Linked DNA regions of Mus musculus: region 2 is linked to region 1. A link is a loop called in an ENCODE intact Hi-C map of the cell type or tissue named here. Cell type or tissue: heart. All regions are shown on one strand. Links, peaks and the distances in the headings refer to the core of each region. The heading gives the core; the rest is flanking DNA.

Evidence for each region. A loop is a pair of places that touch in the nucleus more often than their neighbours do. Peaks named below come from ENCODE experiments on the same cell type or tissue, not always from the same donor. Only the 100,000 strongest peaks of a DNase experiment are listed, where the experiment ranks them.
Region 2: a loop joins it to region 1, with 2.2 times the contacts of the local background. A loop is called at or near these places in 2 of 42 quality-filtered maps.

The regions. Positions count from the first base shown.
Region 1 is chr1:187,911,807-187,928,306 of GRCm38, forward strand. It overlaps a transcript of Esrrg not described here. Among named protein-coding and RNA genes, the nearest start is that of Esrrg, 78 kb to the right of the region's middle. In heart, for the core only: no CTCF peak of the experiment used is centred there; a DNase peak (open chromatin) is centred at 7,275; H3K27ac peaks cover 266 bases.
Region 2 is chr1:187,828,160-187,844,659 of GRCm38, forward strand. It overlaps a transcript of Esrrg not described here. Among named protein-coding and RNA genes, the nearest start is that of Esrrg, 160 kb to the right of the region's middle. In heart, for the core only: no CTCF peak of the experiment used is centred there; a DNase peak (open chromatin) is centred at 8,772; H3K4me3 peaks cover 289 bases; H3K27ac peaks cover 5,020 bases.

The DNA of each region.
Region 1 (16,500 bases), core at 3,855-11,854:
TTTGTGGAGGGGTAATTAGGAAGGGAGATATCATTTGAAATATAAATGAATAAAATGATTAATAAAAGAAGAAGAGGAGGGCTGGGGCTGGAGCTCAGTGGTGGAATACTTGCTCCACATGTAGGAAACTGTAGGTTCCATCCACAACGAATGAGACCTGTGTGCTGTGTGGTTTGGTGATTATGTTTGCGCTAGAGTTATCACCGTTCATTTTTTTTTCTTTTTTAAAAAAATTGTTTATTTTATTTATTTACATATCAAATGTTATCCCCATTCCCAGTTTCCCCTCTACAAAGCCCCTATCCCCTCTCCCTCCCCCTGCTTCTATGAGAGTGTTCACACACCCACCCACCCACCCACCCACCCACTCCTTTCTCAGTGCCCTAGTGCTCCCTTATGTTCAGCAACAAGCTGTCCCTTCCCATTGATGCCAGATAAGGCCATCCTCTGCTACGTATGCAACTGGAGCCATGGATCGTTCCATGTATACTCTCTGGTTGGTGGTTTAGTCCCTGGGAGCTCTGGGGGGTCTGGTTGGTTGATATTGTTGTTCTTCCTATGGGGTTGCAAACCTCTTCAGCCCCTTCAGTCCTTCCCCTAACTCCTCCATTGGGGTGCCAGTGCTCAGTCTGATGGTTGGCTGGGTGCATTCACATCTGTATTGGTCAGGCTCTGGCAGTGCCTCTCAGGGGACAGCTATACATTTTTAAGGGAGAAAAGTTCCATTGTGTATGGCAATTGCCTGTAATAAAGAAGGAGGAAAAAACAGGAACTGTCGATCCTTCTTCGCATCTGTGGATGTTGCGCCTCTGTGGTTGTTGCGCCCTGCTCTCTTGACCACTGTCAGAACAGTGGTACCACAAACACTTCCAGGAGATGCCCTGCACCCCTACTGAGACAGGAGAAAAGCTCTGTTCTGCCACTATGTAGAAATCACCTTAGTGACGCCTTTGACTCCCGCTTTGGACATGGAGCTCAGCATGCACCTAATATATGCTTTTCCACAGAGATCCATCCCAGTGTCCCATAACGTTTCAGGACCCCCTGGACCTTTAGAAAACACTTAAATATGTTAATTTAGTATTTTTTTAATCTTTCTTATGTTAAAGAAATAAGCTGGAGGCAGACAAGGTTAAAATACTGGATTTCAGTTCCTTGTCTAATACCTTTCTTAAGCATATACTTGACTCCTTAGCCGGATTGGTTTTTGGGGGGTGGGGTGGGTGGGTGTTTGTTTCTCCTCTTGAGAGCAACGTAGGGTAATTACTCTGTCTACCTTCCTAAGGACAGTGTAGTAATGTTTCTACTAAGTAGCCTGTGATCAGGCGGCAGATAAACAGTAGAGCCTCTGTTTTAATGACCCCCTTCTTGACAGTGGCCTGCCCTGTGCCAGAGCCAGCACCCTGGGCCCTGCTTTTGTTCTATATTCCCCAGTACTACGACAAAAACTATTTACATTTTTGCCTGAATAGCTTAAACACCATTTTAGAAGACTTTAGATTGCTTTTGAACATATTTGAATGCATCTTTAGCCATCGCTGGGCTTAAAATGGAAACCCTTTTTTCAGCTTATCTGTATTAAACACCTGTAAAAATCAATGGTACTGTATTTTTTTTCTTATAATGCTCAGTTCCTTTAACTAATGCCAGAAATAATGCACAATTTATTCTAGCGTGTTCTTTTCCCTCTGCCTGGTGTTCTCCGCTAGTAAGTGGCGTAGCGTGTAAGAACTCACTTCTGCTGACTTAATGGTAAAATTGCCTGGCTGATGCTGCAGTTCAACCAATGAGAGTCTTATCCTCAAGAAAAAAAAATTTGCTATCTCTCCTTCTGATTATCGTCTGTCTTCTTCATAATGAATATGCAGAAAGTTTATTTTTTTATTTTTTATTTCTTTTGCAGAAATGTAGCCATACATAAATGACCAATAGGACAGGTGAGAGGTAACTATGGAATTTTCTTTGAGACTTGTTATTTTTCTCTAAAATCATAAGTCATTACATTGATATTGAAAATATTGAGTGGTTTGTGTGAGCTTTGTGTAAACTAAGATTCTTGTGCTGTAGCCCATTACAAATGTGGAAGATTGGCCACTTTTGTGAGTTAGAATTAAAAAATGTGATAATAATGTCTTTTCATCATCATAAAGAGATGATAAGTACTAAATGAAATATTAATATTATCTCACTTTATTTGATAGGTTCCGTCTTCTCCCACACCAAACATTTTCCCTCAAGAGTAGCCATTGCCTCAGATTTAAAAGAGAAATCTTAGTAGAATATGGCTTCTCCCCTGTTCCCCCAACACACACACACATACAGAGGAATCAGGTATCTCATTTTTTTATTACTTTGTTTTCTTCTCTCTCTTCCCCCCACTTTTTAAATTATTTGTGTGTGTGTCTCTAAAGAAAACCTAAGAAACTTATATGTTTTATTCAGGTTTATGGAAAAGAGGTAATAGTTCAGTTTCCTTGATTATCTTTTATTTGTCTTTTGCTAAATGGCACTTTATAAAACTTATTGCTGATATATATTTATATACTTGTGTATATAAAAGAGATAGATATGTACATACATGTATACATATATATGTATATATATATGACACACACACACACATATATATATATATATATGACATACACAACCCTCTGTACCCATGGATATCACTATTCAAACAACCAGAGATACAAAAGGTTTGGTGTAAAAATGATGTCTATCAGGAACATATGCAGAGGTTTCCCCCACTTCATTCATTAGCCCCAAACAGCAGCAGCAAAATAACTATGCACAGAGCTGGCCTCGTATTTAAAGGATATTTGTTTGAGTAATAGCAGGGTATACATGGATAGACACCAACTCAACTTCGGGTTCCAACCCCACAGGGGGTCGTACTGTACATTAGATATGATGTGTATCAGATATTTACATTACAACCCATATCAGAAGCAAAACTACAGTTATGAAGTAGCAACAAAATAATTTCATGGATGTGGGTTACCACAACATGAAGGACTGTATTAGAGGGTCACATCATTAGGATGGCTGGAAACCCCTGTTATGCACAAATATGATGTTTTGTATAGGGGAACTAAGCACCTCTGATTTTATTACCTGAGGATACTAGGGGCACCTGCACATGTGTAGTAAATGCAGCCCCATGATATTTATATTGTATCTATTGTGTTGAAGCCTTTAGACTGGTCATGAAGCTTTCAGGATAGATTATGAGCTTAATAACATATGCAATGCCCTGTGTGCAGTACCATGAAAGGGAAGAATGCAATTGGCTTTATTCACCAAACAGTAAGATGCATGAAGACAGGTTTTATGTAGAAAACATGTAGCATACTTATATCATAGAGGAATACATAGAGAAGGGAGGGAGGGAGAGGGATGGGGAAGAGAGAGAGAGAGAGAGAGAGCACTCCACTGCTGAGCAGTACTTTGCATACCCCATTCTGTCTATATCAACTGCAGTTGGGGCTTTCCAGCCTGTGTCTCTTAAGATTGTGTTTCTTCCCCTCGTGCACCACTGCTCCTTATTTTCAGAGTTTTTCTGAGACTACATGGTAGCTTGTACTGTAACCCCAGCACTGAGAGGCAGAGGCAGACGATCCCTCAGGCTCACTAGACATCCTATCGCTTCATGAGCTACAGGCCAGGGTGAGAGCATGCCTCAAAGGAGACTCACAACACTTGAGATTGCTCTCTGGCTTCATACCTATAGACACATGCGAGTGCACACATGCGTGCCTACTGAAGACAAACAGGATCTGATGTGCTACTAAACACTTCACAAACCAATGGTGAGAATCGGACCTGACCTAGGAGAAAAGGACATCAGAGAGGAGACCACAGCATGGATTGTCCCCACCCCAGATGGATGCTACAATCTCCCGATTTTAACTCTGAGATCCAGCTGGGTGTGGTGGTGCACGCCTTTAATCCCAGCACTCGGGAGGCAGAGGCAGGCAGATTTCTGAGTTCGAGGCCAGCCTGGTCTACAAAGTGAGTTCCAGGACGAAAAACCCTGTCTCAAAAAACTCAAAAAAAAAACAAAAAACAAAAAAACAAAAACAAAAAAAAAACAAAAAAAAACCCAAAACTCTGAGATCCACCTACAACTACTCACTATAACTCACACACATCTCTAGTTCCCAGAGACCAGTTTTCCATCCACACAATTTTATGAGGACTTTGTCTCACCTTATTGAGTACATGGATCTCATAGCCGGTGGTGGCCCCTCACACCATAGTCACGCTTTAGCTTTGGCTCACTGACCTCAAGCAAGCACTGAGAATTCCAAACCCTTTGCAGCACTGACCCAAAAACGTAGAAGCTTATCTGGTAGCCTTTCTAAATTCTACTAACAAGGCACCTCCGTGGAAGGAAACCCCTTTCAGTCCCTCAGGGCTGGTGCAGCGCCTGTCGAAGGCTTCCTGCAACTTAGAGACTCGTGAACTTTTGACTGTTAATTAGGCATCTCCCATCACTTAGTGCATGCCCGGGCATGAATTTAGTACATTTCTCTTTTATCTAACTAGATAATACACTTAGCCATTGACTGTTACAGAGCCTCTGTAGTTTTTGGAGTATAAGAGAGCTATAATGTACTGAGCACTTACAAACACTGAATGATGGTTGGCTTTCATTAGTACTTAATGAGGCAAGCTTCTTTTTCAACCATCTGTCTGTCTGTCTGTCTGTCTGTCTCCCTATTTACTTATTGGAGGCATATATGGGCCACAGCACACATGTGCACAGCAGTCAGAGGGCAGCTGCAGAACCTGGCTATTTTCTACCACATGGGTACCAGAGATTGAAGCTGAGTGGTCAGTCTTGCCAGTAAGCGCCTTGATCTCCTGAGCCACCTAACCACCCCATACATGCTTCTTGGGTGCTCAGACTCACTGTGGTTTTCTTTCCCCTCCCCCTCCTTGGAGCGCTGCAGTCAGGGGTCATGATGACTTTTAATTGGCTAAAGGGACAGAAAGATGCTGCTGGAAAGTTAAAGCAGGTGCTAGGAACCATCTTTCCTTACCTAGTGTAGTGAGCGCTGCTTCAATCCTCCTTTCCCTTTGAGACCAAAGCTAGACATCCATTGTTTGTGGAAAACAAACAAACAAACAAATAAAATTCCCCCAAATTAAAGCAAAACAAAACAACACATCCAATGTTATCTTACTCATTAATGTTTTATTAATACACATTGGGAACAGAGATTAAGACAAACAAACAAACACTATGTTGACAAATAGAAACAAAACTGGTCAGAAAGTCCGGACTAAACTTGATGATCTTCCAACAGCATGTAACACTTTTCTGTCTCTTTAAACTACATATTTTTTGTGCATTGTGATATGGAAGTGTGAGTCAGAGCACAATTTTTGTGGAGTCAGTTTTCTTTTCCCGCCTCCATGTAGGTCTCAGGAATTGAACTCATGTTGTTGGGTTTGTGCAGCAAGCACTGTCCTGGCTGAGGCATATCGCAAGCCCCTTTTTGACTACTGGGGACTACGCCAATATAAGTGTAACACCAAAGCATAGCCAACCTCCAGAAAACAATTCCTAGGCAAAATATCCATGCATTTCTCACAGAAAGGGTGGGAAGCTTGAAAGAGCCTCCTATGTGCCTTTATACCGACAATGAAAAGTAAGGATTGTCCAGAAAGCTAGAAGGGTCCAGAGAAAATACTGGAAGCCTCCAGAGAAAATGCTAGAAACCTCCAGGCCAGTCCCTACTATACTGAAACATGAAGCAGAATCTAAAGCTCGAGGCGGCTACGAACTTGACTCTTACTGGTCTGTTACTGACTTGAGATCTCCCAGCAGGCATTGCAGTTCAAGAAATCTATGGAACTCACTCCTTCATCAAGTATAGGGAACCTACCCTGTGTTGAGACCAAGACGAAGTGACAGAGTTCCCCACAGAGCCCTGGCTTTACAGATCAGCTTTCTGTCCAAGCCCACAGGTTAGCTGGCACGCATCCCCTCAGTACCTCAGGGAGGTAAAGACTGAGTCATCATCTCATGATAGGTTTATTCTCCCCAATTCTTAAGACAACAACAGAAAGATGATACCTGGATGCAATTCCCCTGCCAACAGAGTGCTGTGCAATCCCTGAGTCCCCCGGAAGAGGATTAGAGGTTAGCTCAAGGATCTTGATGTCTCTTACACTCTCGATCCCTCCAGCTCCATTTCACTTCCGGAGCAATACCACACAGGGGGCGGGACTAGAATGAGGTGGATGGTCCACAGCCTGGGCATCACCGGTGACCTTGTTACTGTGTATTAATTTGTAGTAGTGGAATTAAAAACGGTCTGTTCTTCTGCACAGTCATGCCTCCAGTTGATAAGCACAAAGAAAAGTAAATTAAAAAAAAAAAAAAACTCACCTATTTCAAACCCTCCCATGCAACCTTTTTTGTTTTATGACAAAAGAGGCTTAATTAACATACCAGGGCTAAGCAGCCTTCCCAAACTCATGCTAATTATGTATTCTGTTGACCGTGACTCCAGTCATACCGTAATTGGCTTGCAGTAACATGACATTTCAAATCATCTCTTGAAATTACATCAAAAAGCCAGCCTGTTTTGTTTTGATAGGGGAACAATCAATTTGATAAGTGGTAACACAGCTCATTGTTTCACATTAATTAGACTAATTGCTGCGTGTTAGCCTCTGAAACAGACAGAACTTGGAGAAGACAAAGGCTGCGGCCTTTCACACTCCGTGCCTGTGATGGTTCCACTTGCCTGCACATCCTACAGGCAGAGGACAGAGCTGTTAGGAGGCAGCCTTGCAGGAAGCTGGGGTTAACAGTAGAGTGATGTGTTCTGCTGAGTACACAGGCTTTCAATTAGAGCATCTAGGCTCCTCAGACCCGCAGACGGACAGAAGGATGGCCTCAAAGAGAAGCTATTGCCTAGCTATTACAGGTTAGGATCTTCCAAGCAAGTTCTAGAAACCTCCTGACACCTTTCCTTCCCACCCTATATACTCTTGGATTCCTGCTAAAAATGCCCCATGCAGAGCTCTTTGTAGTATTCTGGACATAAGTGCTTTAAAAACAGGTCTACCACAAGACAAACGGAGTCCAAACAAAACCAAATACCTCGAACTAAAACTCCTTTTAAACATTTCCAATTACAAAGGTGTTTTAACCCACAGGGATGGAGCTGCCTGTCATTCCCAAGGGCTCATTGCTTAGCTCTCCATTTGACAGACTGTACCTTGGATTATTCTTGAGCCTGCCAATTTGGCCAAATTGGACAGTGTGATGTTCCTGACAACAGCACATGTCAATCTCAATTGGCAGCCAAGAGCATTTCACTTGTGACCCGCCTGGGCTTCTGATTCTCACAGTGGTTAAAGCTATCCTGTTACTGGGTGTCTGATGCAATGGAACAGAGGTCTTGTCCAAGCAAGAAACATCCAGCACTTATTTTAAAAGGCAGCAAAAGAAAAGACGCTCCGGCTGCAGAGCTCATATGTGGTCTAGTTATCCAGGGCTCGGAACCTTCGCTAACTGCTGGACTAGGTGAACCAGGGTCTGGTGGGTATGTTCCAATCCATGTCTGTAGCATCTTCCCTGTTAAGTGGGATATGACTCTACATGTCCGGCAACACAGCTTCCTGCCACCAGTGAATTTAGATGATCTGCCCTCTTGATGGCTCTTGGTTTGACTTTGATATCAGAGACACGTGTCAAACACCCATCGGTGCTGTCTGGGAGCACCCTGGTTCCTGGGGAATGGAGCTCCCCACGCAGTGCATGGTATGGAAGGACTTCCTCCTCTCCAGTTTCCCCAGCTGCACTGAGAGGCCACTGCCGCCTTGAACAGGAAGGAAAGCAACAGTTTTCCCATTAGATACACAACGGCATTACACACCCTCAAATTGTGAGTATAGTGCTTTGCTGTGTGCAAATGCTTGCTGGACTTGGAGAGGAGAGTTGGGAACCTGGCTTAGGAAATGGATATGAGATGAGGAGAGAGTGGCTGGCTTTGCACATGAAGGTAGGGATGGGGGAAAGGGTGGGATACAGACATCCACACCAAAGCACGGTGTGTCTATCCCTCTTTTATCACCCCTTCAAAGGAAAGGACCCTTTGCAAGTACAAATGCATGCAGCAGATTTGGTTTGGTCATTTTGAGTGTGTGTGTGTGTGTGTGTGTGTGTGCGCGCGCGCGCGCGCGCGCGCGTGCGTGCTATATCACCTAGCAATGAAATGGTTGTTTCTCCAAGTGATTAAATCTTCCATAGCCCCTTTAAAGGTACAAGGGTTTGTGATTTCAGTGTACCAAGATGCTAATGTTCCTAGGAAATCTCAGGGTTTGTTCAGAAGGCAAATGACAAGGGTGTGATGTGCCAAGACCAAAACCCCTTAAAATGTAGGCACAGGGTGAGCCCCCTTCTCTTCAGTACAAGTTGAAAGCTTCATTGTTAGCATCCTTCTGTGGCTCCTGCCTCTAGTAAAGTCAAGCTCCACTGTAGGCAGAGAAAACCATTCTCATTAGCTGAGCACCAGCCTCTTGCAAGCTTGGCAGCCAGCCTAGGGTCCTTAGGCTGTCCCATGCTCCACCTTAACGAGATATTGACAAGACATGGCTAGCCACACCGAGAAAAGGGACTAGGTAAATTAATTAATGAATTAAATTGTCGAAGAACTGACAAAATAATTGTCAGTATTTGAATACAGATCCATTGTTCAGCAGAACAAGAAAATGGACCAGTTGCTTGGTGTAACAGCTGGCATACCAGTGTGTGGGTGCTGATTTCTTTTTGTATTGCTTCTCTCTCTCTCTCTCTCTCTCTCTCTCTCTCTCTCTCTCTCTCTCTCAAGTGTGGCTATAGAATGGGAAGTTAGGTAGAAGAAAGAACTACCGAAGGATTCTTAACCTGTGCCCAATCCTTCTGGCCATTTATTTACTTAATTCCGACTGGCTTTTCCCCACTTTCCATTTAACCACAGATTCTCCAAACAAGACACAGTGGGATAGAGTCACCAGGCTTGGGACTAGGAAGCAGAGCCTAACAGCAGGTAATTTCTGCTGAGGAGAACAATAAGGATCAGAGAAAAATCAGGAACAAATAAACATAGGAAGACATAATGTAGGGAAGGTGTTTAAATGGGCACAGTTGGCAGGCTATTAATCACATGGTGGTCCCACATACAGACCTGTGTGAGCAAAGCTGCCACTAAAGGATGAGAGGGTGGACTGAAGCCCAGGCAACTCTGCAGCCCTCCCTCCAGCAAAACATCAGAGGGGCAATGGACAAGCAGGTTAAAAAAATTTTTAACAAAAATTGATATGGTTTTAGTAAATATTCAAATTCCAACTGGTTCTTGCTATCAGGCTGATGTTTAGTTGTGACCATGGCTGTTTTTACTTCTAAATGGGGAAAGTGGATTTCACTGAGAGCCAGAGATTGGTTTTGGAGTAGAGATGAACTTGTACACAGACACTCATGGAAGCCTTTATTTCGAAAACTATGAATAGAAAGTTTGTAGAAGATATCAGGTGTCAATGTGGGACCTGAAGAATGAATAGCTTTTAAAAAAATAATAAATTCAGTTCTTCTGTATAATTTCTTATAAGAATCAGAGAATCTCGCCATATTCCTAAGTTGAAGACACAGCTCTGAGAGGGCTGGCCTTTGGCTTCCCCCATGTTCATCCCATGTCCTTACCCAAGGCCATCAGCAAAGGACCCCGAGGGATCCACAGTCCTTGAAGATGATGCTGACCCACAATCCTTCACACTCCAGGGCTGTGGACCATTGTTGGCTTGTTTACTTCATCGGCTTCTGTCACTGGAGGCCACGCTGGCCTAGATTTCACTAGATTGGCCTTGAATCAATGGTAGTCCTCTTGTCTCAGGCACTCAGGGGCTAGGATTGTACGATGGAACCAGCACACCTGACTCCAGTTTGCCACTCATTCCTTTAAAAGTGCAAACCCTCAGGCTGATCTCATAGAATCTGGACCTTCACATCCCAGACAAAGGCAAGCCCAAAAATACAGACTCACCCATGTATAGGTCACTACTGAGCATGCCCTGTAGCAGAGCTTGTTGAAGGATACACAGGAGTGATCATCAAGACTGATAATACCCACCTCCGTACACAAAGAGAGTGAGTGCTCTTCCTTCAGGAATGTTTTACCTCTCTTAGCTTTTGTTTTGTATTGATAAGTGCTTTTAAAAATAGCTAGATCACACAGTTGCTGAAATAAATGGATATAAAGCCCCAAGTGTGGTGCTTAGCAAATATGTACAGAGTTCTTCAAGGTGACATTTCCTATGTGAAAATATGGGGTGGTTATCATGATGAAGAGGATAGGTATGAATAAACACTTGAAGTTTCTCCCTAATGTTCTCAAAGGCTAGCTTGTGGGTGTACACTGACCCCAGTGGATTCTGGCTACGTGCTCATAAGGGAATTGTTAGTGAGTTATAGGTAAAGGGCCTTACAAGTGTGTGTGTGTGTGTGTGTGTGTGTGTGTGTGTGTGTAGGAGAGAGAGAGAGATGTGGGGGTGTCTTAGTCAGGGTTTCTATTCCTGCACAAAACAACATGACCAAGAAGCAAGTTGGAGAAGAAAGGGTTTATTCAGCTTACGCTACCACACTGCTGTTCACTAAAAGAAGACAGGACTGGAACTCAAGCAGGTCAGGAAGCAGGAGCTGATGCAGAGGCCATGAAGGGATGCTACTTACTGACTTGCTTCCCCTGGCTTGCTCAGATTGCTTGCTTATAGAACCCAAAACTACCAGCCCAGGGATGGCACCACCCACAATGGGCCCTCCCGCCCTTGATCACTAATTGAGAAAATGCCTTACAGCTGGGTCTCATGGAGGCATTTCCTCAAGGGAGGCTCCTTTCTCTGAGATAACTCCAGCTTATATCAAGTTGACACACAAAACCAGCCAACACGAGGTTGGGGGGGTAGTAATTTACTAAATTATTTTTTTCCATCTTCTTTTACTGAAAATAGATGTTTTCCTTACAATATATGGTTTCTCCTCCCTCTTCTTCTCTGAGGTCCTCCCCACTGCATATCCATATCTGATGTCTCTTGTTAGAATACACACAGACATCTAAAGAATCATAAGATAAGATAAAGACAAAATCAAACAAACACACAGAAGAAAAAGAGACAAAGAAAAAGCACAAGAAACACATATGGATGTGGAGAGTTGTGCATACAGGGATTCCATAAAAACAAAACCCAGAAGCCATAATACATGCAGAGAAACTGGAATTTTAACAAAATGCTCTATCAAATCTTTGTGAGACAAAGAACCTCCAAAGATGCCATTGAGTTTGCACAGCTACTCCTGGGCGTGGAGCCTGCCCTTAAGTGTGTTTTGTCTCCCCAGGGAGACCCCATTGGAGAGAACTAATTTTTCATCTGTGTGTAGTTGTCCCTGGGCGACAGATTCTGGGTTAGGAATCAGGATGCCTGTCTACTCCTCTCAGCGCTTGGACCACACTTGGCTCTGTGAATTCAGATGTATGTCAGTCCTGCTGTGTCTAGAAGGCCTTTTGTCCTTGCTGTCCTCCATCCCCGTTGGCTCTAACACTCTTTCTGCCTCCTTTACCCAAAGGACCCTGAGAAGAGTGATTTGATGGAGACCTCCCATTTAGGGCTGAGAGCTCCAAGGTCCCTCCCTCTCTGTACATTGTCCAGCTGTGGCTCTCCAAGTTTGTTCCCATCTATTGCAGGAGGAAGCTTCTCTGATGATGACTGAGCAAGACACTGATCTTTGAGTATAACAGAATAACTTTAAGAATCATTTTCGTGACTATGTTCTTTTAGCAGCTCCTGACCTGTGTGGTTTCAGATTCTTGGCCACCCCAGCAGTGTTGGGGATGGGATCCATCTCCTGGAATGGGCCTTGAGACCAGTGCTGTGGTTGGATACTTCCACCATGTTTTTGCCATTATTGCACCAGCACTAGGTCTTAACTTGTATCATTGTAGATCTAAGAGTCTGTAGCTGGCTCGGTGTTTGCCTTCTTCCTTTGGTAGAGTGCATGCAGAGTATGGAGAGGACCCTAGTATCTTTACCTTGTATTCAGCCCACAAATTATGTAACCGGTCCTAATTATAGCCATTTGTGTTCATCTGTTTCTATTTTTGTTGTGTTCAAACTAAATTTGTTTTGTGCACCTTAAACTAACTATGGGGACATCAGGAAGGATAACCGCTCAGTCATTCCCCTCTTAGGGGTGTGGCGTCCACATGTGCCACACCCCTAAGAGTATGGGTGCCACATCCTCTGCAGTAAGGCTCACTGTGCCCCAGGACACCACAATTTTCAACCTTCCTTTCTCCCCAACCATCCCTCCTCAGGAAGATGACTGGTATCTTTCTTCCTGCCCCGAGCTACCCGAGTTGCATTTCCCTACCATTCTAATTCCAAAATTCTCCAAGCAGAAAACACATCTGAGAATTTCTCCCACCATCTTGCTGTATACACATTCAGATGTTTCTCCACCTGTTGGCTAGAAAGCTTTGTGAAGAGAGGACTTGGCAGTTTTCAAGCATATAATCTCTCTCTCTCTCTCTCTCTCTCTCTCTCTCTCTCTCTCTCTCTCTCTCTCTCTCTCTCTCTCTCTCTCTCTCTCTCTCTGACATTAAGGCAGGGAGATGAGCAAACTCATATCTAGACCTGTGAAGAGAACCACTCTCTCAGCTTGGTCTCTTCATTCTGTAACATTTTTCTGACTTCCTCAGGTGGAGCTTGTTTGAGTAGGGGGACGGCTCAGATCTATGAGACGGGAAAACTAAATGGGAAAAGAGAAAATGCTCTCAGAGTAAGAAGTCAGCTCCTAAATATAAGGAGCTGGCAAGCTGGGCTCGAAAGGTGGCTCAGGAGTGCAGGGTTTCACTGCCATGTCCGAGGTCCTGAATCCTATAGCCAGCAATGAAAAACAACTCATAACCTAGTTCCTAAAGTTAAGCAAAGGCTCTGCATAGACCCCTTTGCTACACAGTGGTTAGGCAGCTGAGTGGGTAAATCACTTGTCACGCATGCCTACAATCCCAGTCATCACAGAGACTGGGGGTATTGAAGCAGGAGGTTGCTGAAGCAAACTGCAGGGCTAAACTAGATGAACCAATCAACTTTGGGCTCAAGTGAAATGGCCAAGGAAGGTGCCTGACCTCGACCTCTGGCCTCCACATACACACTCATACACATGAACCTGAATATACATGCACACCCACACTCATGCAAACACACACACACACACACACACACACACACACAGAGTATGGCCAGCCGAGATATGAGAAGGGTTGTCTTATTTACATCCTGTTGCTAAAGAAACCCAGCAAAACCAATGTCATGAGGAAACAATGTATTTGGGCTGACATGTCAAGGGTACAGTCCATGAGTGAAGTCATGGCAGCAAGAACCTAAGGTGGCTGGTCATATTGTGTCCATGATCAGGAAGCTGGGAAAGACAGATGCTGGTATTCAGTTTGCTTTCTTCTTTCTCATCAGCCCACGGAATGGTGCTGCCTGCTGTAGGGTGGGTCTTCCCACATCAGTTGACCCAATCTGGAAAATTCCCTGCAAGTCAATGCAGAGGCATGTCTCCCAGGTGATTCTAGACCCTGTCAAATTGACAAGCAACAAGCCCAGGGCTCAGTATCCCCAGTTACCAGGGAAATGCGCATAAAGACTGGGCCCCTGCTGGGATGACTGTTATAAAAGTGTGAATAAATACAGAGTAAACACAGATGCGTCATGATGGTGCCATGGAGAAATATAAATTAGCTACAGAGGGAAACAAAGTGGAGTATCCTCAAAAAACTACAAAGGGGGATGGAGAGATGGCTCAGTGGTTAAGAGGACCTGGCTCTTTCAGAGGATCCAGGTTCAATTCCCAGTACTCACACGGTAGCTCACAACCATCTGTACCTCTAGTCCCAGGGGATCTGATGTCCTCTTCTGGCTTCTGTGTGTACCAGGTGTCCAATCCACATAGTGAGTGCACACACAAAACACCAATACACGTTAAATAACTACAAATTTAAAAAAAAAGAAATTGTGTGTAGGGCTTCCATACGACTGTCAATCACACCTCTGGGTATTTATCCAAAGGTTTTGAAGTAAAGGTCCCAAACTGGTGTCAGCATTGCCGTGCTCATCACAGCGTGCTTGACAGCCCTCCAGAAGTAAGAATAATCTAAAAGCCTATCGGAGGATGAGCAGAAAGGAAAATATGATGTGCACAGCCTTTAATGGCAGAAATGATATAGTTATAAGAAGACCTATCGGGAGCTTGGTGACAGTGTGCTAAGAGGAATACGCTGGTCCCAGAAGCAGGGGTACCTCTGCATGGTTCCAGTTTTCTGAAGAATGTGAAATCGATCATTCCATGCATAGAAGTGGGAGCAATGGATTCCGGTACCCAGGGAAGGGAGTGCGGGGGAAATGAGAAGCTGCCAATCAGATATGCCTATAGTTAGTGATGCCACGCGGTCCTTTAGAGTGGTTCATAGTCTTAGGTTGGGGTGTGTAGCTCAGTGGTCAAACGCTTGTTAGCATGTGCCAAGGCTTGAGTTTGAGTCTTTGACAAAATCTGTTAAGGCGGTAGATTTCCTGTTGTGTTCTTGCCTCCCCCCCCCCCCTTAAATAAGAATCAGGAAATTAAAAACCTGGAAATTGATACATATTAAATTGTGTCATAGAATAAGTGAAGTGAAATTCTCTGCCCTATTTGTTATACATTAAAAATTAGATTCTTTCAAGGTACTAAAGCATTTTTTAAACAAAATGTATAGATTTGTAAGCTTTTAGCACAGGGGCCCCTGAGGAAACAGAGGAGCCACATAGGAACATGCCTGATGCAATGAAGGGGTTTGAATGTAGTGGCGAGTCTCTGAGTACAGGTACTTTTTTGCCTAGCTAGGTCACTCCTAGCTTCTACCAGATCCTCAAAGGAGCCTCAGATCCAAAAGTAATTAAAGACCCCTGCTTTGGCATTTCAACTCATCAAGCCAATGATGTTTCTTTCTTATTAAAAATAGAACACTGTGTCCAAAGGCTTATTATAGAAGAGATGCTCTCATGGCTTCTAACCAGCACCGTTTGTCATCTGTGTATCTGGTAGACTGCTTCAGAAATGTCTCAAGTGTTGGTTGAAATCTTTTCTCACTTTCCAGAGTTATCTGCTGCATCTTGCTCTTCCTGGCTCTCCAGTCTGCCTTCTGGTGGCCTGGTCAATGCTTAAGTGCACAGGCGTGGGCATGCACTAGGAAAGGGCAGCTGGGAGAGCAAGCGTGTACCCTGGGCTGATGAGTGTTGGCCTGGGTTGGTTTTGACTTCAACCATTGGTGATGTGCTTGGAGCATGAGGGCCGATTGTTAGTGGTTCCCGGACTTGGCTAGCAGCTGTGTTGAAAGGTGGAATTTGGGGTGGAATTATCTGGTTTCTTGTTTTTAATTTACCTGTAACGTTAGCTCATTTACAACTGAATTTTTGCTCGATGTTTCCTTTCTCCACTTGTCTTTCCTTTCCTTCTTTTAGTGCCTCTTCATTTGAAAGTGCAGGTACCCACCTCTTTTCTCCCCCTTATTTATTATACTTTTAGTCATAAATGTGGGAGTTTTTGAAGGGGATCCCCTCTTCCCAAGAAACTTATGGCAAGGACTCTCTGTGTTCAGGTTTCACATTCATCTGTCTATGTAACTGTAGTTTCAAATCACACACAAAAAAAGTATGCTTATTCTGAAAATGTGCAGACATCTCCCCATGTCTTAGTTCAACAGTGCAGTATGATGGCTATGCATAGCATCCTATTTGTGATGTATTATATTATGTATCCTCTATAATCTAGAGACTATTGGAAATATAGAGGGTATACATAGTGCATCTATAGATACTATGGCATTTTATAAAGAACTTGGACATCCTTAGACTTTGATACCTTCAGATGTCCGGACACCAATCTCCAGTGGGCACCAGGAGACCTGAATGGTTCTAGGGCTGCATATGTTACACTACCACATTACTGAGAAATGAGACGTTTGTAGTAGCTGTGGATAAATTCATCCTACTGGAGGAAATACTTGGGCAGCTTCGGTTTGGGTGCTAGTTTGTGTGCATGCTGAGTGTGTTGGGCCAGGTATTGGTTGAAGCAAAGTTTTGTTCTCTTGGTTGGGATTGGAAAAGGTTTTACTGAGAGAACACTCCCACTGTCCTTGGCTCTTTTCTGTCATTCCATATTCCTCATTCCCTTTCCTTAGATCCTTGCCAGGACTGAACTGAGAAGTCATTCATAACTTCTATAATCTTATGTTCAGTCTTATTGGATTGGCCTCAGGCCCTGGGTAAGGAGCAAGGTCGCAACGGATGTGACTGTTTTCTTTGTACCAGATATATTCCTTTCTCTCTCCCTCCCCCTCTCACTCCCCCCTCTCTCTCCTGTGTCTCTCTCCTGTCTCTCTCTGTACCTCTCTGTGTCTCTCTCCC
Region 2 (16,500 bases), core at 5,350-13,349, 82 kb before region 1:
AGAAATGGAGTGGGAGCAACTGGACTCTCAGATGACAATGAGGGAGGACGCCGGCAAACAAAGCTTTTTCACGTATTCGAACCATTCACTGATTCCTAGCTTTCTTTACTCTGCTCCCTTGCTAACCCTGCTCCTACAGGATTGATTGTCACAGTGTGCTTAGGGAAGGCTGTGTGGAGGGCTAAAGTCCCTATAAAAGACATCTGTTGTTTTGTTTCAAATCAGTATGCTCCCAACACTACGACACCTTTCCCCAAACTGCAGCCAACAGACCTATTGGCAGCTTGAGTTAAAATGCAGATTCCTTGATTTTTTTAAAAATAAAATATTTTTATTACATGTATTTTTTGTGTGTGTAGGTCAGAGGACATCACGCAGGTCTCTCCTTCTACCATGTGGGTCCTGGGATCAAACTTAAAAGAGTTAGGTTTGGCTAAGCTGCCTTCCTGGCTTTTAATTCCTTTATCTTTAAATCCAAATCTCTCAGGGTGCCCCAGGACTCTGCATTGTAAACCGATCATAAGACATACCTAATGCCTTGAGAGCTATCAATTAGAACAGTGTTATCTAAGGCAAAAACAATGGTCAGTGGTCTCCAAAATGGCTCCCAACTCACAAGGGCAGGTCAACGGTTTACTCCTAGATACTTTTGTAAAGCAAACACGATGAATCCTTCCTTTTTGCCATCCCTCCCCCATTTCTTCCAGAGTTACTTCAGACTTTTTTTCCTTTTCACAGCAGCTGATCAATGAACTTCAACATAAAAGATGAACTTAAAGTCCTCTCATCTCTTTTCATCCCCCTCCACAGCAAATACTCTTTTATCTTCTCAGACATTCCAAAATGTGGGGGGGGGGGGGAAATTTCTCTGCAACAGATGCACTGCTTTCTAGGTCTCTAGGTAACATTTTAACCTGTGTAATGTTCGGTGCACAGCATCTTAAGTAATATTCCAGGAAATACGCTACTGCTTGTTAAAAAGGATAGGACCCCAGAGATGTCTTTAAATATGCCTGCAAAGTGAGAGGTGCCAAGAGAAAGATAATACGGCTGATTATAGTTATTTACCTTACATTTTCATTCGCTTTTAACTGGGTGTAATTTAGGGGCATGAAATCTCTTATTGGAAGTGTGTTTGCATTAAACAGCTCTAAGCAACCATGAATGTGCAGAAACTGAAAAATTGACAGACTGGGTTCCTAGAATCCCAAAGTAGCATTGTCGTAATAGGCACACAAACAAATCGAATAAACATGTTTTGCTTCAGTGCTTTAAAGAATATGGTCTTTGGAGTAATTTGTCTTTTTTAAACTGTCATTTCTAACCTTTTCATTACCTATCTCTAGTCTGCAGCTTCCTCTAGCAATCTGTGCAATTTCCCAACCAGCTGTTGGCGTCCCAGCGCTTGGTGCTTTGTTTCTGCTGCCGGAGCTATCAGATCAACCTATAAAGGGAATTACCTGGGAGTTGTTCTTTCCCAGGTTTGTGTTTAGCAGAGGTTTTCATGTGTTTGTTTTTCCTGCTGTGTTTTTGTGTTCTAAGGATGTATAGAGCATTCTGGAAACATTACCACAACCCCAAGTGCCCTCCGTCCATGACAAGACACTGTCCAATGGCATGCCGGACTCCCTTTTCTTCCTCAATAACAGTGACCACACACATTACTCTGATGAGATGTTAGCTTGAGATTTTATAGGTGTGAGTAAGCATTTGCATGGACCACCTTTGGGAGGGAATGTGTGTACGTCACACACATGTTTCCGCGGTCTTGACAGGGTGACAGAAATCCAGGACTTGCACCTTATTCCCCATGGTAAAGGCTACATGAAATCAGGGCTTGAACTTAGATTCCGCAAAAGCCTGGGAAGACTTGAGGCTTCCTATTTGAAGTGGTATGTTGAGTCCCTAGTTAAAAGCAAGCAGGGAAGCCTACTCTGTCTGGTGCTGTCCAGAGTGAAGCTCTGACTTCCACCTGGACATGCTTTATAAACACTCATTTTTCTGTCTGATGGTGGAGGGCATTGCTACTTGCTAGAGTGCATACACCGACTAATTCAGGAACCGCGCTATCACTGGATGGAGTCCGCTACTCTAAGCTTCCTTCCCGCCTGAGGAGTGAGATTTGTTCATTGAGAAGTCCCTTCAGCTTACCAGAACTCGCTGAGGTCAAACATCCCGTCCTTCTAAGGAAATTTGTCTCACAACTAAAGGAGATATTCCTAGAGAAAGCCTTCCTCTGTTCAAACTACAGTGTGTGTCCGTGTTCTTAGAAAATGACAAAATTATCTACCACTCTGTCTATATGTCTGGTGTGCTCCCTAAAAAAAAAAACAAACAAATGAAACCCAGACACCAGTAGGTCTTAACAGGCCCGACAAGCTTGTGCTTAGGTAGATGGTAGTCATATTTTTAAAGTAAGAAATAAGCCCAAAAGCTTTCCAAATACTTCCCCTGGCTAGAAAGAAATTGAGTAAAGGGCTTTATTTGCTACCAGCAGCCTTGATTTGACACTCTACTCTCAGAAAAATCAGATCGGGTTTGCCTCTCCAGGGAAAGAGGAACTATTTTATGAAATACAACTAGAATGAATATCTGCCTAAAGATAATTTATGGAACATATTTTCTGTATGGGATGGGTGTTCACATCAGCCTAATTTATGTGATATATCCTAGCCATTGAAAGATATGAGTATAGGGGGGTTAAAACAAGTGTAGAGAACATAGCTGTACCAGGCTTTGGAAAGATGTACACACACACACACACACACACACACACACACACACACACACACACACACTTACTTTTTTTTTTTAATTCATGAGGACTTCAGCTGGTGGAGAATTGTGGTGGATAAAACAGACTAAAAATAAATAGCTGTATACTACTTCATTAAGCGGCTGTGTGGAGTGATTTTCCCATTGATTAGTCTCAGGGCTAATGCTGGTTCATTCCTCATTTCTTTGCTAATTAACATCCGCGCTGTTCCTGACCACTTGACCGCGTTCTCTGGTGAACATGCGCTGGCTTGGAAAGTAATTGCTCTCTTTTTTTTCCTCCCTCCCCCACCTGCTTTCCTAATCCCCAGCTTCTTCTTTTTCCTTCTTCCTAAAAAATGTTAAGGTAGGAAGGAGAGAAGATGGACTTGCCGTGGTACCCAAGAGAGATAAACACAGCCCCACACCCAGGCACTTGATGGAGGGGCTGGGTAAATACAGATGACTTGCCCAGGTTACCATAAGAACTGGCTAGCTTGCTTCGTTTTGCATTTGTCTAGTTGATTTCAGGCTCTTACAGAATATTTACAGGACAAATGGCCTGACTCAGGGAGTTATGACCAAAGACCTTTAATAGAGAAAGTGAGCATTGGCGTCAAGGCATCTCTTTTTGAAGGCTGTGTACCTTTTGGTTCCTGAGTCTGTGAAATGGAATTTCCTGCCAGGTTGCAGTTTGCTGATTTCACCCAAGTTAGAGCTTTTGTGCGGGGGTGGGGATGGGGGGGTGATCCACAGTCAAGCAGAATGTAGGTTATTGTCGGAGCAGAATACTCAATGTGGCAAACTGGGATTAGCGTTGGGAAACACCCACAGTAGAAACATAATGAAAATCACTCACTTCTGTCTCAGGGCAGTATGGGTAGAACCTGAGGCCAGTGTGCATTTTGGGAAAGGCTTTTCCAACTCAGTCTAATGACCCATGGCTTTGAGTCAGTTCAAAAGCATAGAGTCTCTTTTAATCGGATCAAACATCATGCTGCCTGAGAGAACAATATGAAATTCATTTTTATTTTATTTTATTTTTTTTGCAGTATGGTACACTATGTCTCTGAGCTAATCAAGGTGGGCTCTTCCTTCAAACTCATCTTTTAGAGGTAATCATAGACAGGGGTAGTTACGCTTCCTTATCTTTCCAGGATACGTTCTGGCCTTATAATGTTTTCTAACAGGCCTTTTAGAATACTTCTCTTACCTCTGTGTTGAAATCTTACTTCTGTAAGACCATAAAGTCCATTGTGCTCCTTTGGCCTTCCACTGAAGGCCAGTGCATGAACTGTGCCTAGGACATTAAATCCCTCACTGAATGAATGGAGAAGCATCTAAAACATGACGCTATGCCTCCCCCCCCTTATTCTGTCTTTAATTTTATTGTCACCTTCGAGATTCATACTTACTTGCAGTTACTCAAAGGAGCCTAATAGTATATTAGATACTCTCTTGAATTGTTGACAAGCTATCACCCCCCCCACCACCACCATCCTCAGTGTGTTCGAGTGTGTATGTGTTTGTGTACATTTCTGTGCCACAGTGGTCATGTGGAAGTCACAGAACAACTCATGACTATCCATTTACTTCTTCTATTAGCTGGGTTCTGAATTTGGAACTCAGGTCATCTTGGTGGCAAGGACCTTTATGTGATGACCTCTCAAACTGGCCTCAATGTCTTAATTTTGATTTTAATCTGATCTGTAGTGAATGTAATTATTGCTGATCATTGAGAGAGGGCTCAGATCTGAGGTGTACACAGCAAGTTCTCTAACTTCAAGAGGTGCATTTAGTTGTCCAATCCTCTATTTACACTATGGTTTGTCCTGGCAAATGGTTTGCTAGTGTGTGGAACTGAAAGAAGAAACTACCAGGAAACATTTTAGATAGCAAGAACCCAAACTCGGGAGCTAGATGCATCTGTTAGGAAATGATAGAAAAAAAAATGTGTTTGCAGATTCATCTGAGCACCAGACTTTGAGTCAAGTTAGCTGTATAGCTAAGGAATTTGAACTTTATTCTTGTGTGCAGGAACTGAATATAGTTAATGGTTGATCTTTGAGAAGATCAGCCTAAAAGGTGGTGACTCTGGCCATCTGAGAAAACAGCAGAACCAGGGCAGGGAGGAGCCAGGCTTTGTTTGTGGTTCCAGAGGTGGGCGTGGCAGGGTGGGTGGTAATGAGGCAGAATTACTTCATTCAGAAGTGCTGGCTGCAATGTGCGGTCTCTAATGGCCAAGCATGGATGAAGGATGGAGAAAGGGCTGAGTTTCTTGCTATAGATCATCGTGAGATTGCTCTGCCTTGACTAGATTCAGTCTCTCTCCATGGTCTCCTATCCCACTGATGTAATTTGGTTCAGGAAGAATGCAAGAGGCTTGCTTTGTGCAACCCGAGGTCCTCTGACTCCACCCCACCCTTCAATGTCTGTTGTAGCTGAGAAAAGGAGAACTATTATCAGAACTTTAAGTACCATAGCTAATCTCCAAGAAGAAGCTCTCTGGTAAGTATGTTTTCTGCTTCTGATGGAGGTAATGTGTGCTGCCTCTTAGGACAGAAGGGGATGTTCCTCATAAAAATAGAAGGTTTGGGGGTCTGATAATCAGAAAGTATGACCCTTCACCTTTGCCAGATGCAGCTCCAGTCAAGAGGCTGCCTGCTTTGTGCCCACACTGATCATGAAATTTACTGTAAGATATCATTTTGGGAGGACAGGGTTTAAATTACACTTGAGGTTTTTTGAGTGCCAGAAGAAACTGCTAAATATTTTCGGGTTCATAAATTACATGAAAACTCCAAATAAAATACCTTATTATGAAGAGTCCACTGATTTAAAAGTAGGTTCAAAACGAAGGGCACCTCTTATACCTTTAACATCTCTTTATTTCTTTTAACATCTTTTTCTTATGCCCCCTAAAGAATAATGGTCTTTATAAACAAACAAGAAGAGATTAAGATGCGTGTGGGGGGGAGGGGGTGGGGAGTTGAAGAGATGGCTCAGCAGTTAAAAGCACTGACTGCTTTTCCAGAAGTCCTGCATTCAATTCCCAGCAACCACATGGTGGCTCACAACCATCTCTAATGGGATTCGATGCCCTCTTCTGGTGTGTTTGAAGAGAGCTACTATATGTGTGTGTGTGTGTGTGTGTGTGTGTGTGTGTGTGTGTGTGTGTGTGTATGTGCTCTTTAAAAAAGAGATTAAGATGGAAATTTACTGAGAATTTGTCTCCAATTAGCTCATGTGTGGCTGTCCTCATGTGTCTTTCTGCTCCTGAATGGAAAGTGATGAAGATAAGGAAGTGGCTGGGGGCTAGACCAAAGCGGACATCTCATGGTCACAGTTGAGTCATGCAAGATGTGCCAGTCTAGACCAAAGCAGGGTCACACATGGTCACAGTAAAGCCATGAAGGATGTGCCAGCCTAGACCAAAGTAGGGAGTCTCACCCATGATCATAGTAGATCTCTACAGGATAACACATACTCTGTACATGCAAATGCATGTCAGGAGAAATTTTCTTTCTGAGATTCTGAAAAAACTATAATTTATTAGCTGAGCATAATGGAGAGATCAGCCATAGGATTGATTGGAATAAGCCGCGCCGTTTTGCTAAAAATCTATTTACTTGTTGAGCTTTTAAGTGATGAAAGGATTAAGAGAATAAAAAAAATCTAATAAAGATACCAGTGGAGCATTTTGTAAAATTTGCATGTGAATTTATAACATTATAATCTGTCTGCAGACAGCCTTGTTAGGCAGAAGGGAAGAACTGTACCATTCACATAGGCATAAAAAATGCAACAGCAGAGTTCCCGGCCAGGAAACCTTTTTTCCATATGGGCATCCATATGCTTTATCTTGAAATCCATATTTTTGGCCTTGATACCCATATGTTCGCTTTTGCCCAAATAAGACTGTGTAATCATCCTTTATTGTTTCTTTTTTCCTAGAAAGTTACAACTCTAAGGTTTAAGGGTAGAAAGTAGGAGTAACTGGACGTTTTGTGTACAAGGACACAGATTTGTAAAGGAAGTCATGAGAAAGACACACACAGTTTTGTGTGTTTGTTTATATTGTGTGCATGGATGCATATTAATTTTCAGTACTTGGTTGATGGTTAGTGTTATCTTCAACTTAACAAAATCTATATTTAACTCAAATATCAGCATCTGGACATGTCTGTGGAGGAATCATCTTGATTATATTGAAATGAGAAGACCCACCCACTGTGAGTGGCACCATTCCCTAGACAGGGAATGCTGAAGTATACCCACTATGGGTGGCACCATTCCCTAGACATGTACCCACTGTGGGTAGAACCATTCCCTAGGCAGGGGATTCTGGAGTGTACAAGAGTGGAGAAATCTAGCTAAGCACCAGCATGTATGCAGTTGTTATTCTCTTGTGGTTACAGAAGTGGCTTCTTCAAACTGCTGCTGCGTTGACTTCTTCACCATGGTGGACCGTAACCCACAATTGTGAGTGAAAATAAACTCTTCCTCCCTTAAGTTGTTTTTTATCATAGCAATAGAAAAAGAAACTGAGACATTTTGTTCATGTTTATGTAGTCAAGATAAGACATCTACAAGTTGAGTTCCAGACCACAGGCTGTCTGTTCCAGTTTGACCCTTCCATATGTCTGATTGGGCAATGAAAGACACTTTCAGAGTCAGGCAGTGAATGAATATATTCTCCTTTACAGTGGGATTTCCCAGAAAGCACCTGCTGTACTGGGTTTTATTTCAAGCCCAACAAGAGAAGATATAGGGGTCATATAACTAATTATGCAGTAATTGTCCAGCTACCTAGAAGACTCCCCTTGAAGATCACTTGGTTCTTAAGAAGAAAACCGTACTTGTATTTGGTTGCTTATACACCCCCAATCCCTATGTAGCTTCTGGCTGGATTTTAGTGGAAGGTTTTTAGGCTTATTAGCAGATAGATAATTTTCACAAGGTGAAGATCATGTAACTTAAGAATTCCCCAAACTATCAACTATTTCCTGTACCATCAGTTTTTAACACAGTGATAAAAGCGACTTTCCACAATTGGCCTACGAGGCTGTCTCCACATCAGACTTGAGTGTTGTCAAATGATAAATAACACTTCTATTTCCCTTTTACTTTCTATCCACAATAAAATAACTATTCGCTTTGCATAATCTTACTTGAATTCACAGGGGCCTTCCTCCTGCTTTATTAGGAATTGATGTATCGGGGAAGCAAGGCCAATGGATGAATGGGTTGCCCTAACACAGTCTAAAGCATTGAAAGCATTGAATACCTGCTTTATGGAACTGTCTAAAACTGAAGTCACCAGTACTGCCTATTGATTCCTGACACCATTTCCATTGCTATCTGGTAATTTAGATGTACAGCAGAGGATATTGCACCATAGGTCAGCACAGGTAGCCACAATAGAGAAATTCCTTTTGGAAATAGTTTGTTTGACTTTATTTCATTGGAGATTTTTACTGTCAGCCACTTTATATCTGTCTTGTCCTTATGGCCTGGCAAGGTCAGTCGTGGGTGTCCATGATCTGTCAGCCTCAGGACCTTTGATTGACAGACTGCTGAGTTGCTCTCTGCAGAGGAAAGCTACTGTAGTGTGCCTAGCACGTGCAAAAGCCCTCTGCAAAGACCATTGCCCAGAACCTTGGGCTTGAAACTGGTGCTTCATCAGCCTTCTCAGAAGCAGTCGGTGGGAGCCCTGTGTCAGGGCCACCTCCGTTGGATGTCTGTCAGTGTAGAGAGTCAGCATTTTGACTCCCCTCCCTCCAAACTACAAAGCTGTCAGCAATTCGCTTATTACATTCCTAGAGAAACCCGCTGAGATGAAGCTATGGCTGCTCAGGGTGTAACTTCCCTAGGTAGCAGGGGAAAAGTTAAGTGGTCAGTTTTGAAACTTAAATTCTCTCTCTCTGGCCTTTTGTTGTTCTTCCTTGGAGGGGAGTGCTAGGGAGAGATTATTTTAGGATCCCTCGGGTGGCTTTTCATTCCTCTTCTATTCTCTGCAGCATGACCTCACTGCATTAGCGCTGCCGTCTCCCTCTGATGGAATCCAGTTTCCTTTCCATTCACAGTGGCTGAGGATCATATCTCTGATCCACTTAGAAACACAGTGAGCTGGGCCCTGGAGAATGTGCCCGCTCCTTCAGCTCCTCTATTGATCTCCGGAGCTCTATTTCTGGCTCTCTATTCACACCCTCATTTGCCACCCTCTTGTTGTTCCTCCGAGGGGCAGATGTTAAGTTGGGCGCTAGGAACTAACTGCAGAATATTTCTTTGGTTCTGCAGAGCTGAGGTTTTTATGTGGGCATTCATGAGTGTCTGTGTGCATCCCACAGTCCTGAGAGCAAAATACAGAACAGTAGAAATACAGTGAATTCATTTTGCCAGGCTTCCTGAAGGAAAAGTACTTTCAAAAAGTAGACCTTAATACTGTCATCAACACACTGAGACTTATTATGTTGTATAAATATGAAGACCATGAATAAATATCACCAAGAAATAAGCCAAAAAGTCTCTGAATTTAGTGGATTATCCCTATTGAAACTTGTCTTCCTGGAGAAGAGCAAACTGTTCGAGGTTTTTAAGAGCAAGCAGCTGCTATGAGTGTGGAGATAATACGTTTCTTATGAAGTGTTAGGAAATCGGAAATAAAGGATGCCCAGAATTGGATTAGAAATTTAAGTAGCTGTAATAATAAATTGTTGCCACGAGAAAAAGCCCCTAAATTAGAGGAGAGTGGCCGCCTTTCTCGGTAAGAGGAAGTGTGGAAAGCCCTTCTTGAAATGGAAGTAAAATCAGGGAGAATTGCATTGTTGCAGACTAATCTGATGAAAGGACCCCAGCAAACTGTGATCACCCAGTTAATAAAGCCTAGAGCTTTTTTGGGGAGACAAAATTAGTTGTTTAGTGTTAAAAAAAAATCAATTACAAATTGGGTTGTCTTCTTTAACCAGTCAGACAGAGAAGCCACCATGATGATGATACTCGTGAAGTCGACCAGATGCCTCACAGTGACTACTTTATTCTGTTTTTAAAAAGTATTAAATAGATACCACAACCACTTTGTAATGTGCAAAACTTTACTTGCTACGGCTCTGATGGAACCGTATCATGTTTTGATATAATACGTCTGTGGCGAGATGTGAATGAAGGTAGGTGTGTCTTTTTTGAGAGAGTTCAGCAGGGAAGAGTCCCTTGTGGCTTATTTGAAGAGGGAAATCTAGGCGATCATAAGAAAGGGGTGGAGAACATTCTGCATGAAGCACAACTGTACAGCGCATGTGGGTAGAGTGTGTGGGTAGGCGAGTTTTGTGTTGGAATTGGAAACGCAGGGTGGGTTCCCCAAAGAGCTGTGGTTCCTATGCTCTTAATTTGTTCTTAAAATCATAGTTTAAGTAAAGTAATTCCAAGAGCTTAACAAGCACACCTTAGACATTATCTCTGTATAAAACTAATGTCCTGTTTATTGATCACGAGTCAATCTACTCATATTTTCCTGACCTAAATCAGATATTTACAAGGATAGGCAATCTTTGGATCATGAGGCTTGTGTGCTGCCACTTCTAGTTCAACAAGTTCCTGGAAGCTAAGAAGGAAGAAATGTGAGAGGTGGCAGTTGGCTACTTTAGGAAAATTTACTTTTTCTAAACTGGCATGTAGCTGAAAAGACCTGCAGGCTACTGCTGCTGCCATGCAGGGTACTGCTGCTGCCATGCAGGGTACTGCTGCTGCCATGCAGGGTACTGCTGCTGCCATGCAGGGTACTGCTGATGTCACGGGTCCAGGTGGCCCATGCAAAGCCTAGATTTTGGGATGGTCTGGAGCTGAGTTTGAATCTGTACTTTCTAACTCAGTGATGTCAGGCACTGCAGGTGACACTTGTATCTAGGTCCTCAGTTTTCAAATCTGAAAAAAAAAAACAATGGGGCTACTCGTGACTTCATGAAGAATGTAAAAACCAGTCTCAAGATGTAGTAGATAAACGTCAGGTTGGTTGATATGGAGGAAGGAGAAGGATTCATGTTATGCGTAGCTGGCTGGCCATTCACACAGAGGTTAGCCATCCTGGGCGTACTGGGAATTCAAAATAATTATGAACTAATAAATATATTCAGAAATCTATAATGCTGGCTTATTGATGAGGCAGAGGTCAAGGAACCAGAATCAGGCCACAGACAGCGAGACAGACTCTCTAGGAAGGCATTTATTTAGGAACAGAACATAGGCTTGCCTTTAAGGACACAGTAAGGGTAAATGGGTGGAGAGAAATGGCATTGGGACAGCAATGGATGAGAGAAAGGGCCCGTGGGAAGGGCCTAGGGCATAGTGGGAAGTCCAAGTGAGGAGAAGAGTGGCTGGGGAGGGGAGTTTCCTCCACAGAGCCTTACTCAGAAGCTTGGAGATCCAAGTTAGAGGTGGAGAAGATGAAACTGCTCAAGTTAATGCTGCCCTCTGTCCTACCTGCCCCTCACGCCCCTTTTTGCCAAGTCCCCTTTGTCCAGACAACCTTGATGGCTCATCTGAGCATCTGCCTAATGGTACCTGTGTGCGCATCTATGTATCTGCATAGATTAACATCCTTTGCATGCGTTGTACAACATAGGTTCACATGCTCTGTAGATTATAGTTACCATGTATTTTAATGAACGATTAATTGGGCACATATTTAATGGATGCATAGATTTTTCTTCTCGTGTTTAGATAAATAAACCTCTTCTCTTTCTTGTACCCAGCATCCTCCTCTGAACCACATACCATGTCCTTACTTCTTCCCCCCACTTGTAGTAGGTAACTCTCTCTCTGTGTGTACACATGTGTGTGCAAATGTGTCATTTCTATATATACTTATACACATATCTGAATGGGGAAGGGAGAGGCTGACATGTATCAGGTCCCCAGGCCCCTGGTACTATGGGACCTGGAGTCCATTAATTTGGCTAGTCTGGCTGGCCAGGGAGCCCTAGGCCTCTTGTGTCTACCTCTCCAGATCACATCTCACTATACCTGGCTTTTTAAAGGGATTTGGGGGTCAAACTCAAATCTTTGTGCCTTCATGCTAAACACTTCACCAACTAAGCTGACTCACTAGCCTGTAGCAGAATTTTCAAATGGAGTGGTTGATCTTCCTTCTTTTTGAGGGGAAAGGACCAGCTGAACACAACCTATATGACTCTACCCCATTTCCTGCAGCTCAAAACCAAAACCTGTGGCCTGTGGCCAATCTCTTTCTTGACTGCCCAACTGTACAGCTATCGTTTATATCAATAAAAACAATTAACTTGCTACAGGATGACTCATACGCCATAACAGCAGATACAAGCTTTCATATAGTCAGAAAAGAGATCAGGATAGAGAGCAGAGAGTCAATCTTCAAACATGTCCAACCAGGAGAATAATGTCCAATTTTTAATTCTGATTCTTGGAGGAAGGTTCCAAATGAGAGTGCCCCAGACTGAAGAAAACAAAGACAACAAGTCCGGATTCTGCAGACCTAAGCAGCAAAGGCATTAGTAGTGCGTGGGATGCCCTTATGACTGTTGCACAGACTGATCTCAGAGAAGCTCGGGGAAGTTTCCAGAAGCCATTTCATACTCAGGCCAGGGCAGGGAAGTAGATATTTAAGTAGAGATAAAGTTACCAATGGCTGGTGCAACGTTTGGGTGTACAAAAATGAATTAGACTTTGTCGGCTATTGAATGTAGCACTTGCTCCGCTGCCTGTCTTTTTGGCATGAGCGTCTGTAGGGCAGCGGGCTGCAATCTTCCTATATAGCCATTAAGCCACAGCTTTATATTTCTGTCCTAACCCAAATTGACAATCCTAGTTTCCCTCAGCAGAGCTTTAGACGATTTGCTGATGATACTCTGGAATATTTTTCTCACAAGAAAGTAAAATTTTAGGGCAATGTAGTCAACAAGGCAAGAACTTGGATCACGGAGATTTATAAAGACATTGTAACTTTTAAATGCGTACTTTCCTTCTAAAGGACTATGGAGGGGATTTAAAATATGGCTATTTAATTTTTAAAAATTACATAAATTAAGTGAACAGCCCATTAGCGGGATGCCATCGGGATCACATGGCCAATTCAGATCGAGTTATATTAGCTTGCCTGCCAGATTTGAATAAGAATTAAGAAATTACTATTCTGTAGTAGTGTCAGCCATTGATCCTTATTTCCACTGATATTCTTCACAGTAACTACCTGGAACTGACTGTGCCCCTCTATGTGCATGATGCTCCTGGGGGGGCGGGGTGGACTGGCAGCCAGCAGCCCATTAACTTGCCTTGGATGGAGCCTCGGACTACGGGGACCTTTTGTTGAAACAGGAAACTGAGACTCATTGGGCATGAGCGGGTATGGAGCTCACCATTTTGTCCACGCTGCTCTGCTGAGCTTCCAGGCTTCTCTCCTTCCCTTTGGTCACCACTGACCCCCCCTTCTACAAGCAGTGTGTGGAAACTCTGTTAAGCAGATGGATCATGACAGTTATGTTGGTCAGAGCACCTCAGAAACACACTGAGAAGTTAGCATGCCTATGGGGCAGCGATTCTCTTAGCAGGGTCTTCACACTCCGAATGCTTTAAGGGAAGAAGGAGGCTGATGTCCCTCAGCACTGGCTGCTGCTCTTAGCATCGTTTTCATTTGGACAGTGATTTCAAACGTGTGACTTTCTTAAAAAAAAAAATCCTAAAAATATAAACGTGTATTCCTGCCTCTTGGACTCTGACAGCTGACAGATTGTGAGAACGATTAGATGTCTTATGATTAGATGTCTAGAGATAGATGCATGGTCTGTTTCGGAGGTGTTACAGCCTCCTGTGACTCGAGGAGCTGTTCCTCAGCCTTTGCTTTGTTTCCCTGGCTCAAGGCCTGCCCCCTTCCAGCCACTCTCACCACTGGGAACGATCATCGTGTTCCCAGCTCCTGCTGAAAGCTAACCGTCTCTCTAGGTCATCTAGAGAGCCTCATAGCCTGGCTTCTCTAGGTTGGACAATGTCATTCTCCTGTCATTCCATTTTAGTAGCCTTGCTGGGACTGGCGCTGACTTCAGTTTGTTCTAGAATGTTCTAGAATGTACTAGAATGTTGCTGTGTACATCCATGGCAGTGGGATTTGCATGGTTTCCTTCTATCAAAAATCCTTGCCCAGGCCCTGGAGGGATGGTGGCTCAGTGGTAAAGAGTTTGCACTACTCTTGAGGGGATGCAAGGTCAATTCCCAGTCCCAAATCTGGTGGCTTATACCTGCCTATAGGTCTAGCTTCAGGGAGATCTAATGCTTCTGGTCTCTGTGGCACACATACACACACACACACACACACACACACACACACACACACACACACACACACAGAGAGAGAGAGAGAGAGAGAGAGAGAGAGAGAGAGAGAGAGAGAGAGAGGTGTTTCCTACCCTACCTACACACATATACAGAACTAAAAATAAGATTATCAGTCTGGGGAGCCAGCAGCAGCGGTTAGGGACTCTTACAGAGGAGCCCAGTCTGTTTCTCATCGCCTACATGGAGGCTCACAACCATTTATAACTCTAGTTCTGCGGTACTCAGCCCTAACACTTTATCCTGACTTCTGTGAGTACCAGACACCACAGAATGTACACAAACATACACGCAGGCAGAACACTTATCCACATAAAAATAAATAAATCTAAAACAACAACAACAACAAAACCAACCCAAATCTTAAAAACAAAACCCTTAGGTATTCTACAGCTAGGAGTTAGTTGTGATCATAACCTTGACTGGGTTAAGTATCTCCAGGAGAGCACAACCCAGGGTTTTGTCTGTGGGGGCCATGGAGGAAGACCCACCTTGAATGTGGGCGGGGGACCATTTGCAGGGGCTAGAGGATGTTGTATGGAAGCAAACAGGGCAAGGAAAACTGCCTTGCACAAGCATTCTGTGTCTGCTTCCTGGCCACCAGGAGGCAAGCTGCTCTGCCCTGCTGCCTGTGGGTCATGTGGATTGAAACCTCTGACACCAGGAGACAAAGCAGAGCCTCCTTCTCCTAAGGGGCTCATGCCAGACATTCTCACAACAGTGGTGACATCACTCACATGAAGTCTCTGAATGCAAGGTTCCTCCTCCCAAAGCACTCGCCTCTATTTCAGTGGCGTCCTGATTTGTCATCGGAGGAGCTGGAAAGACGGCTCAGTGGGAACGTCATTTGCCCCTCAAATGTAATGACCTGAGTTTGAATCCCCGGAATCCACACACAGCTGGATATGGTAGCATATACCTGTAATGGTAGGACTCTTACAACAGGATGGGAGGTGGGGTCAGGAGCATCCTCAGAAGCTCAGGGGCAACTCCACATGACAGTGAGCAACACGAAGCCCTGTGTCAAACAAGGTGCAGTGTGAGGGCTAACACTTGAGGTCGCCTTCTGGTTTCCACACTCATCCTTTGGTATAAGTGTACTTTCAGTCACACACATATGCATTCATGCACTCATGTGCACGTGTACACGTGCACACACACACACACAAGCCTACACACACACATACACACACAAGCCTACACACACATGCCTACACACACACCACACACACACACAAAAGCCTACACACATACACACACACAAGCCTACACACACAAACATGCATACACATATATTCAGTGCACACACACACTCTTCCGGTTGTATGTTTTCTGAGGAAGGGAGGAATCCAGAGCATGCATCACAATGTTTCAGCTGTCTAGCTGTAACCTGGATCACCTGAGTCCCCGGAACACCCCAAATCTCAGTGGCTGGTCTACCAGATGGTGATTCCGATTTCAAGGTTCATTAGACTCTCACATGCTTGTGAGAGAGGATGGGGGCATGGGTTTGGTGTGTACTTGTGATAAGTTGTACAGCACTATAGAACTGTATTCAGAGGTCAGCTCAAAGCCATTTTTTTTGTAGGACTTTTTGTTTTAATCTGTGCATAGCAGGCTCACTGAATGCAGAGGGCTCATCAGCCCAGGTTTGAAATTCTGTACTTTGAAAACATGACAACAGATGTTAATGTATGGGGCTATATAAGTCACTTACCAGATGGTTCATAACACATCTTTCCTATTAGATTTATGCAATAAATCCCCATTCCCCTTGAAACATTCGCTTGAATGTGTCTATAACTTTTTATCCCCTTTCAATACATTTATGCAGAGCACATCTGCATTCCTCCACATCAGCTGTGATTAGCCCTATGTTTTCTTTTCCTTCACCTAGATGACAGAATTGATCCCTCCTTTTGGGGATGTGTAGGAAGCAGCAGCAGAAGTTATGCAAACCTGCCAATGAGGACTGTAGGTGCACAGGGGAAAATTTTGTCATCATTGGTTTGTTTCTGCCCTTCCTCTGTCAACACCCCCACCTCTGACTCCATTCCTTATATACACTTCTCTGTAGTATCAGAAGTCCGTAGGAAGTTGTGTGGTCATTCTTGAGCAGAGAAATTCTTGAGCAGAGAAGATAGAACGCACATCTGCTTGCTTGCTTTCTGTCTTTCTTTCTTCCTTCCTTCCTTTCTTTCTTTCTTTCTTTCTTTCTTTCTTTCTTTCTTTCTTTCTTTCTTTCTTTCTTTTTCTTCCTTCCTTCCTTCCTTCCTTCTCTTTCTCTTTTTCTTCTTAGATTTATTTTATTATTTTTACTACCTAAACGTGTGTGAGTGTGTATGGGGGGGAGTGCACATGTGTCCACATGTCTGAAGAGGACACATGAGG